Linked DNA regions of Homo sapiens: region 1 is linked to region 2. A link is an interaction called in ENCODE POLR2A ChIA-PET data of the cell type or tissue named here. Cell type or tissue: Panc1. All regions are shown on one strand.

Evidence for each region. ChIA-PET counts read pairs that join two places held together with the same protein. Peaks named below come from ENCODE experiments on the same cell type or tissue, not always from the same donor. Only the 100,000 strongest peaks of a DNase experiment are listed, where the experiment ranks them.
Region 1: POLR2A ChIA-PET joins it to region 2 with 5 read pairs; 2 of 35 experiments call an interaction of 5 or more read pairs at or near these places.

Annotation. Positions count from the first base shown.
Region 1 is chr1:234,421,446-234,425,445 of GRCh38, reverse strand. The region is part of intron 20 of TARBP1 (tRNA guanosine 2 -O-methyltransferase TARBP1); the gene reads left to right. Among named protein-coding and RNA genes, the nearest start is that of COA6-AS1, 50 kb to the right of the region's middle. In Panc1, no CTCF peak of the experiment used is centred here; no DNase peak of the experiment used is centred here.
Region 2 is chr1:234,749,207-234,753,206 of GRCh38, reverse strand. It overlaps LOC107985364 (a long non-coding RNA gene), which reads right to left and starts at 1,264. Exons shown (of 3, transcript XR_001738532.2): 1 at 1,199-1,264. In Panc1, no CTCF peak of the experiment used is centred here; no DNase peak of the experiment used is centred here; H3K27ac peaks cover 3,986 bases.

The sequences.
Region 1 (4,000 bases), 330 kb after region 2:
GAGTTTGCGACCAGCTGGGGCAACATAGTGAGACCTTGTCTCTACAAAAAGAAAAAAAAGAAAAAAAATCTTGGTTAGTAATTGTCCAACTCAAGTTTGGTTTTAGAGAACAATAATGGTAATGTTTTTCGTGTACCATCTGTACTTCACTCTGTATTTTCCAGTGCCAGTCAAACCCGGTTGTGTTTTTTGTTTGTTTGTTTTTTCTTCTTCTGAGACAGAGTCTTGCTCTGTCGCCCAGGCTGGAGTGCGATGGCATGATCTGGGATCTCGGCTCACTGCAACCTCCGCCTCCCAGGTTTAAGTGATTCTCCTGCCTCAGCCACCCGAGTAGCTGGGATTACAGGCATCCACCACTATGCCCAGCGAATTTTTTTTTTTTTTGAGACGGAGTTTCGCTCTTGTTGTCCAGGCTGGAGTGCGAAGGTGCGATCTTGGCTCATTGCAACCTCTGCCTCCTGGATTCAAGTGATTCTCCTGCCTCAGCCTCCCGAGTAGCTGGGACTACAGACATGCGCCACCATGCCCGGCTAATTTTGTATTTTTAGTAGAGACGGGGTTTCTCCATGTTGGTCAGGCTGGTCTCGAACTCCCGACCTCAGGTAATCCACCCTCCTTGGCCTCCCAGAGTGCTGGGATTACAGGCATGAGCCACTGTGCCTGGCCTAATTTTTGTATTTTTAGCAGAGACAGGGTTTCACCATGTTGGTCAGAATGGTCTCGAACTCCTGGCCTCAAGTGATCCTCTTGCCTTGGCCTCCCAAAGTGCTGGGATTAGAGGTGTGAGCTACTGTGCTTGGCCCCAGTTATGTTTAGAGTACTATATTCATATATTGCTTTCTGTAAGAAATGGAATGAAAAAGTAAAAACTGAGAAAATGGCATCAAATGTTAGGAATTGATTGCTGTGATTTGAGAGCCCGTGAAAGATTACCCCAGGATTTGCTTCCATTGTAATATATTGTTATTTCTAGATCTGGGTGTGTGATGTTTGTCTAAGACTGATGAAAATTCGTTATTTATTCAGATAAAAACAATCCAGTTAGGTTGTTTTTGAGCCTGCTAAATCATTTCTAAATGAACACTCTAGTGTCTGAAGAACAGGTTTAATAAATCTGGAGACAAGTTAGATAGGAAGGGGTAGAGTTGAGCATGGTGCTCTGTTCCCCATGTAATGTTTAAATGACAGATACAGTTACCTGTCATTTAAAGCCGAGGTCAGCGGAGTGCCTGGTCTGCTTTCTGACCTTGGTGTGGATGTATGAATGACTACAGAACTCATGGAAGTCCCTCTGTTAAAACAGGAGTATTCATCATACTTTTATTTTCTGAAGGTAGCAGGTCAGCTTTATTATATAAAACCTTGGAAATATTTTTTATGCAACAATTCCCTCTCTGTAGTGTTGGAGTCAAGGAAGATGTCCCAGAGGAAATAGTATGTTATTGGTTTTCTAAAAGATGAGTAGAGTTTAAAGTGATAGGAGCTGGGTATGGGTATTCTATCAGAACAAAAATACATGTTATAATATATATTTAGCTATTTAGATAAGGGGTCAGGGCTAGACATGGTGGCTCACGCCTGTAATCCTAGCACTTTGGGAGGCCAAGGCAGGAGGATTGCTTGAGGTCAGTAGTTAGAAACCAGCCTGGGCAACACAGTGAGTGAGACTACGTCTCTAAAAAAAAAAAAAAAAAAAATTCAGAAAAAAGAGAGAGGGGTCAGGAGGGTCTAATCAGGTGACATTTGGGCTGAGCTCTGGATGAATTAAGGAGGACACCTGGAGAGGATGCTGTCTGGAGACCAAGCGAGGAAAGGTAGTGCTGCGTGGAGGACGAGGAGGTTGCAGGCCGGCTGTTGGATTCAGCTGTCTTGGTCACCTCGACAAAGGCGTTTCATGGTGGGATGAGAATCTAAGTAGAAACAGTTCAGAAGAAAATGGGAGTTTAGCGAGTGGAGACAGTGAGTATAGAGTCTCTTAGGAGTTTGCCCTAGAAAAGGGGGAATAACAGGGGTCGTTCCTGGAGGGGAACCTGGAGTTAAAGAAGGGGCTTTTTAAAGATGGGAGATAATTGGAGCATGTTTGTATGTTGAAGGAAGTGGTGCAGTAGAGAGGGAAAAGTGACAGGGAGAGGCCAGCAATAATCACATAGGCAAAATACTAGCCAGTTGTACCCACTGGGATGGCTATCAAGAAAACAAACTAAAAATAATGAGCATTGGTGAGGTTGTAGCAAAATTGGAGCCCTCCTGCATCACTAATGGGAATACAGAACAGTGCAGCTGCTTTGGAAAACGGACTAGAAAAAGCAAAATGCTTGTCTAGAGCAGTAATTCTTAAAGTGTGGTCTCTGGATCAGCAGCGTCAGCATCCCTGGGAACTTGTTAGAAATGCATATTCCTAGGCCCTGCCCCCAGTCTACAGAATCAGAAGCTCTGGGGGTGGTGCCCAGCACTCTGTTTTAATGAGCCCTTGTGATTCTGGAGCTGATACAGTTTAAGAACTATTGGTCTAGCAATAATGAAGGCCCAGATACAGCTGGAATACATATTTTTAAATGTTTAATTTTTGTGGGTCTATAGTAGGTGTATATATTTATGGGGTGTATGAGATATTTTGATATAGGCATACAATGTGTAATAATTACATCAGGTAAATGAGATATCTGTCACCTCAAGCATTTATGCTTTATGTTACAAACAATCCAGTTATACTGTTAGTTATTTTAAAATGTACAATAACTTACTGTAGACTGTAGCCACCTTGTTATACTATGAAATACTAGATCTTATTCATTCTAAGTATATTTTTATACTCATTAGCCATCCCCACACCCTCCCCCTACCACCACTACCCCTCCCAGCCTCTGTGGCAACCATCATTCTATTTTCTATCTCCATGAGTTCAATTGTTTTATTTTTTAGCTCCCACAAATAAGTGAAAACATGAGAAGTTTGTCTTTTTGTGCCTGGCTTATTTCACTGAACATAATGACCTCCAGTTCCATCCATGTTGTTGCAGATGACAGGATCTCATTCTTTTTTATGGCCAAATAGTACTCCATTGTGTGGAATACATATTTTTAATGAAGTCAGTTGTGGCTGGTGATTTTTATTTTCTTCAGTAGTACCTGGCCATGAGTTAAACAGACTAGTAGAGAAAAGATATTCTGAGTAAAGGAGCACACTGAGTGGAACAAGTAGAAAGACAGAAGAAGATTTTGAGCTGAAAGGGAATTTTAGAATTCTCAACTTCCAGTTGAGGGTGGTGACTTGGTGAGGTCCTAAGGGCAGCTTTCTTGACATGAAGATGCTTCTTCTGAATGCGTGAATGATCCACCCTACTGATTCCATTTTTAATTGCATTGAGGTTGAGCAGTATGTGAAACCTAAACACACCTATATCAGAAGAAAATTCTTAACAGAAATTATATAGAGATTATGAGATTTTAAACATCACTGGAGTCATTAAAATCTATATTAATTTAGCTATTGTCATGAAACTTTATATACACTAAAATGCAGAGAACGAGATTATGGAAGAAGAAAGGTCAGAGAAGTTATGAAGTAGATGAGGATCATCTACACTATGTGAAAATGGTTTTGGAGGTGGTGAATGACTTTTCACCTTTAAGACATTTGAGAATGTTGACATACTCTTCAGTGCCATCTTGCTTTATGGCCAAAGCACTAATAGTTATGGTGATAAAAGCAAACCTTGCAGCTGGCTGAATTTAGGCGGCACAAGCCATGAAAAGCCAGAGAGAGCTATCTGTTACTAGGAAAGGCTCAGTGCTGCCATTTTCTTGTGTCGAGAGACACGTCATGCGTAGAGATGCCTTGCACTGTCCATGTACTGGGGTGGCTTCTTAGTGGTGTTTGCATCAGATTGTAGATACCAGTATTCCAAATGTGAATATGACACGGGGGCACAAGGTGAGAAGTGCCTGTGAGGTACATGGTAGTATGTGGCAATATATGTCCAGTATCTCAATCTCTTTTC
Region 2 (4,000 bases):
AAAAGGTAGCGATTGCTCTCTGTGGCTCAAACCTGGGTTTTCCAGAGCTCGGTTTGGGGTTGAAAGCAAATATGATGCACATGCGCTGTGGACTGAGATGATTTGAGGTCTCCATGGCAGAAAAGTAACTGAAACTCGCCATCAGTCCCAGCAGCCACTATCTATCTTTAGGCTGTTGACCAAGACAGAAGGGAAATCAGGGATCGTGTCTGCAGCCGAAGAAAGAAGATGCAGGCGATAGAGGAGGTGGAGAAGGAGTAGCTGCCCCCTCTTTCCTACCTGATCATCAGAGGTAAAGAATTCCAGTGCATAATTTCATCCCCATTCCTCCCTCATAATACATAGATTTCCAGCCTCCACCATTTCTCCATCACTCCGTTCCCTACTTCCCACCTCCCCTCCATATCACAGGTTCACATGGGTGACTCAGAAGTCATATCCACATCGTCTGGGTCTCAGAATCCTCTCTGTGCTGACATCGGAATATCTACGGTGCAGTTTCCTGACATACTGTTTGCCCCAGCCTTGCTCCAGTCAGTCACGAAGACTGGGTTTGAAGGTTGCAGACCAGAGTATTAGCACACTGAAGAATTATTCCTGACACACAAAACCTTACCCTGATCACCTCTGAGAGGTTGTTGACCCCAGGAATGGCCAGAGTATTATGTGTTCTTAAAACGGAATATCAGTTAGTTGTCCCAAAGAGGAAAGAAAAACCCATACATGAGGAAGGGTGGCCCCAGGGTAGCGGAAGGTCCTGGGACCCTCCACTGTAGTGAGGGCGGCTGCTGGAGCCAGGCCACATCCAATTCTCCTGGGGCCCCTGTGCACAGTCTCTCAATTCTGAAGGGTGCTTCAAAGCAGGTTCCACTGGGTCTGGATTACTGGGGATCCCAATGGCTTCCTGCCCTACCCCACCTCCTGCTCCCTCCAGACAGCCCTCAACAGCTCTCAGCCTGCACTGGGCTCTTCCCTGGAGTCTAGTTTCAGGAAGACATGAATTTGAAATCTGCATGACCCCTTGGATTAGTTACTTAAAACCTCAACTTCTCATCTGTGAACTGGGGATAAGAGTACTACCTATCCAGTGGTTGTGCTGGTAAACATTGAACAATAGCTCTCGAATAATGAAACCAACCAATCAACGAAAAGAAACCTCTGATTTCATAGCACTTGCCAATTTCCGTGGTGTACGTACCTCCACCATGGCCAATTTCAAGCTGTTGCCATGATGTCACTGGATGTGGAGCTGGGAAGAGATAGACATAATCGGCTCTTGTGAGCTGGCTCTAAGACACCCCTCTTTCCACGCACTGAGGTTACTGGGGTAATGCACAGGCAGTACTTACAGCGCTAGTCCAGCGCCTGGCACACAGTAGGTGCCCTTATTATAGTTGTGCCTCACACCAGCCAGGGCTTTTAGCTTGGGAGTCTTCTTGCCTTTCAGAATGCAGCTAATGGATCCTCTCTTCTGGGAGGAGCAAATTGCAATGATTTTTAAATAATATAAGGCTGTCATTCCTGGCTCCAGATCCACTGCTCTCAGCATCTTCTTGGAAATAGCTCAGAGCCCAGTGCATATGCTTCAGGATGGCATTGGAGAGGAAATCACTCCCTGCCACCACAATGCTTGAATTTTATGGTCCTTAGAGCCACACTAAGCTGCCTTGGCCAGTATCACAGTACTTTCGCTAATACTCTGCAATATACAAAACATTGTTTGACTTTTAGCAAGCTCCTAATGTGTTTGTTCCTTTCCTAAGCAACAGCTATGCTGCTGGCCGTGTCTGACAAAGAAACAAAGTCACATTGTTCAAAGCAAACAACTCCAGTATCAGTTGGAACAAATAGACAATCACACTCCCAGACCTCAATCTCCAAGCCCAGCTGGACTAAGCAGAGTGAAAAGGCTCAAGGCCACAAGGCAGCAAAACACACCTTTATCTGCTTTCAAAAGGCCTCTGTCAAGCACAGTTTTTATGTGGATTTCCCCCCACCCCCGACTGTTACTAGTATCCTTTTAGAACCTGAAAATAGCCTGTCTTTCCTTACTGATGGGTTCTGTTCCAGGTGACTTTGATTGATTTATTTTTTTTCTCACCACCCCCTGTGTTTAGAGGAGGACAAAAAGGTTTGCTTTTGCTTCTCTGTTCATTTTTTAAAGGTCCTCCTAGTAAGACTATAGTTTCATCCTTTTAAACCCAGTTTCCCTATCTGTGGGACCAGGCGATCATTTGGATTCTTCTCCTGTTAGATCTACTACAATTCTGGAAGCAGTTGCCCCTTTTCTGGTCTCCTGCCACAAGGAAGCCTGGCGCTAATGGGCAGAAGGGTGTGTTGTGTGGAGGGGCTTTCTGCTACTTGCAGAAGTGCCTGAAGACTGTTATTTGCAGCCCTGTAGGTTCATGGTAAGAGACACTCAGAGGAACCTTCTAGAGAGTTCTCCTGCAGGCCACTAGGCCAGCAGAGCACAAGATCCAGCCGCCTGCAACCGTGGAGAGTCCCACCAAGTAGAAAGGGGTCGAGATGAAAATGAACTAGACTGGCCCTTCGCTGGCCCTGAATATGTGGTGTGGCCTGATGAACACATTTTTTTGTTGTTGTTTAATTAGAAAAGTAACTGGTTGCTTGGCAAACACCTAGTCAGGGGTTGCTCACAGTTGGGTTGGAGGCTGCTAACCTCGGTGCAATAGGGGAGTATCAGGGGAGCAGAATGGATTTGTCACTTTGAGAACCTGACCTAGGGAGAGACAGCCTTGCTTGAAGAGATTGGAAGGGTGGGTCCCTAAAGACTCCAAGGAGAAGGAGCTGTGTCTTGAGGAAACAGCGAGATGTCTCCAGGCCTGGAAGGATGAAGCAGGGAAATCCAGGCAGAAAGAGCAGCTTGGAGAAAGGAGCAGAGACATGAAGGGCCCACAAGCCTGTGTGTGTGGACATGGGCTTGGATTGGCTTATATCTACACTTCCTGAACAGAGAGCGGAAGAATGCGTTCTTATGAGATCACTTACTTATTAAATTATTGTCATGAGCTTTCTGGGGTTCTGTGGTAAATTCAAAAGGAGCATGAGGGCTGGGTGCAGTGGGTCACACCTGTCATTCCAGTGCTTTGGGAGGCTAAGGCAGGAGAATCCCTTGAAGCCAGGAGCTGGAGATCAGCCAGGGCAACATAGCGAGACCCTGTCTCTACAAAAAAAATTTTTAAAATTATCCAGGTGTGGTGGCATGTACCTGTACTCCCAGCTGCTGTGGAACCTGAGATGGGAGGATGGCTTGACCCCAGGAGGTTGAGGCTGCAGTGAGCTATGATCCAGCCATTGCACTCCAGCCTGGGTGACAAAGCAAGACCCTGTCTCTAAAAGAAAAAGGGGGAAAAAAAAGGAAAAGAAAAGGGGGAACATAAGATGACCCACCTGGCAGACACTCTTCCTTCCCTCTGTGATCCTTAAGGTCTTCACTTTCCTCCTTTAAAGACCTCCAGGGTCCAAAGGAATGAGTCTCTCCTTGTGACTCTCAACACCATTTTCTGTATAACTCAATTTGCTTTAACCGTGAATTGCAATATCTCTTCCATCATGGTTGTTTTGAACTGTTATTTACATTTTAATGTACGACTTAATTCTCTACTCCTTTTATTTTTAGATGAAGTCACTCTGTCACCCAGGGTAGAGTGCAGTGTCATGATCTTGGCTCACTGCCACCTCTGCCTCCGGGGTTCAAGCGATTCTCCTGCCTCAGCCTCCCAAGTAGCTGGGATTATAGACATGTGCTACCATGCCCAGCTAATTTTTGTATTTTTAGTGGAGACAGGGTTTCACCATGTTGGCCAGGCTGGTCTCGAACTCCTGACCTCCGGTGATCTGTCCACCTCCACCTCCCAAAGTGCTGAGATTACAGGCATGAGCCACTGAGCCTGGCCTCTCTACTCATTTTTAATCAACTCAATTGGAATAAAATTTACATACAATAAGATGCACAGAATTGAAGTGTGCAGTTTGATGA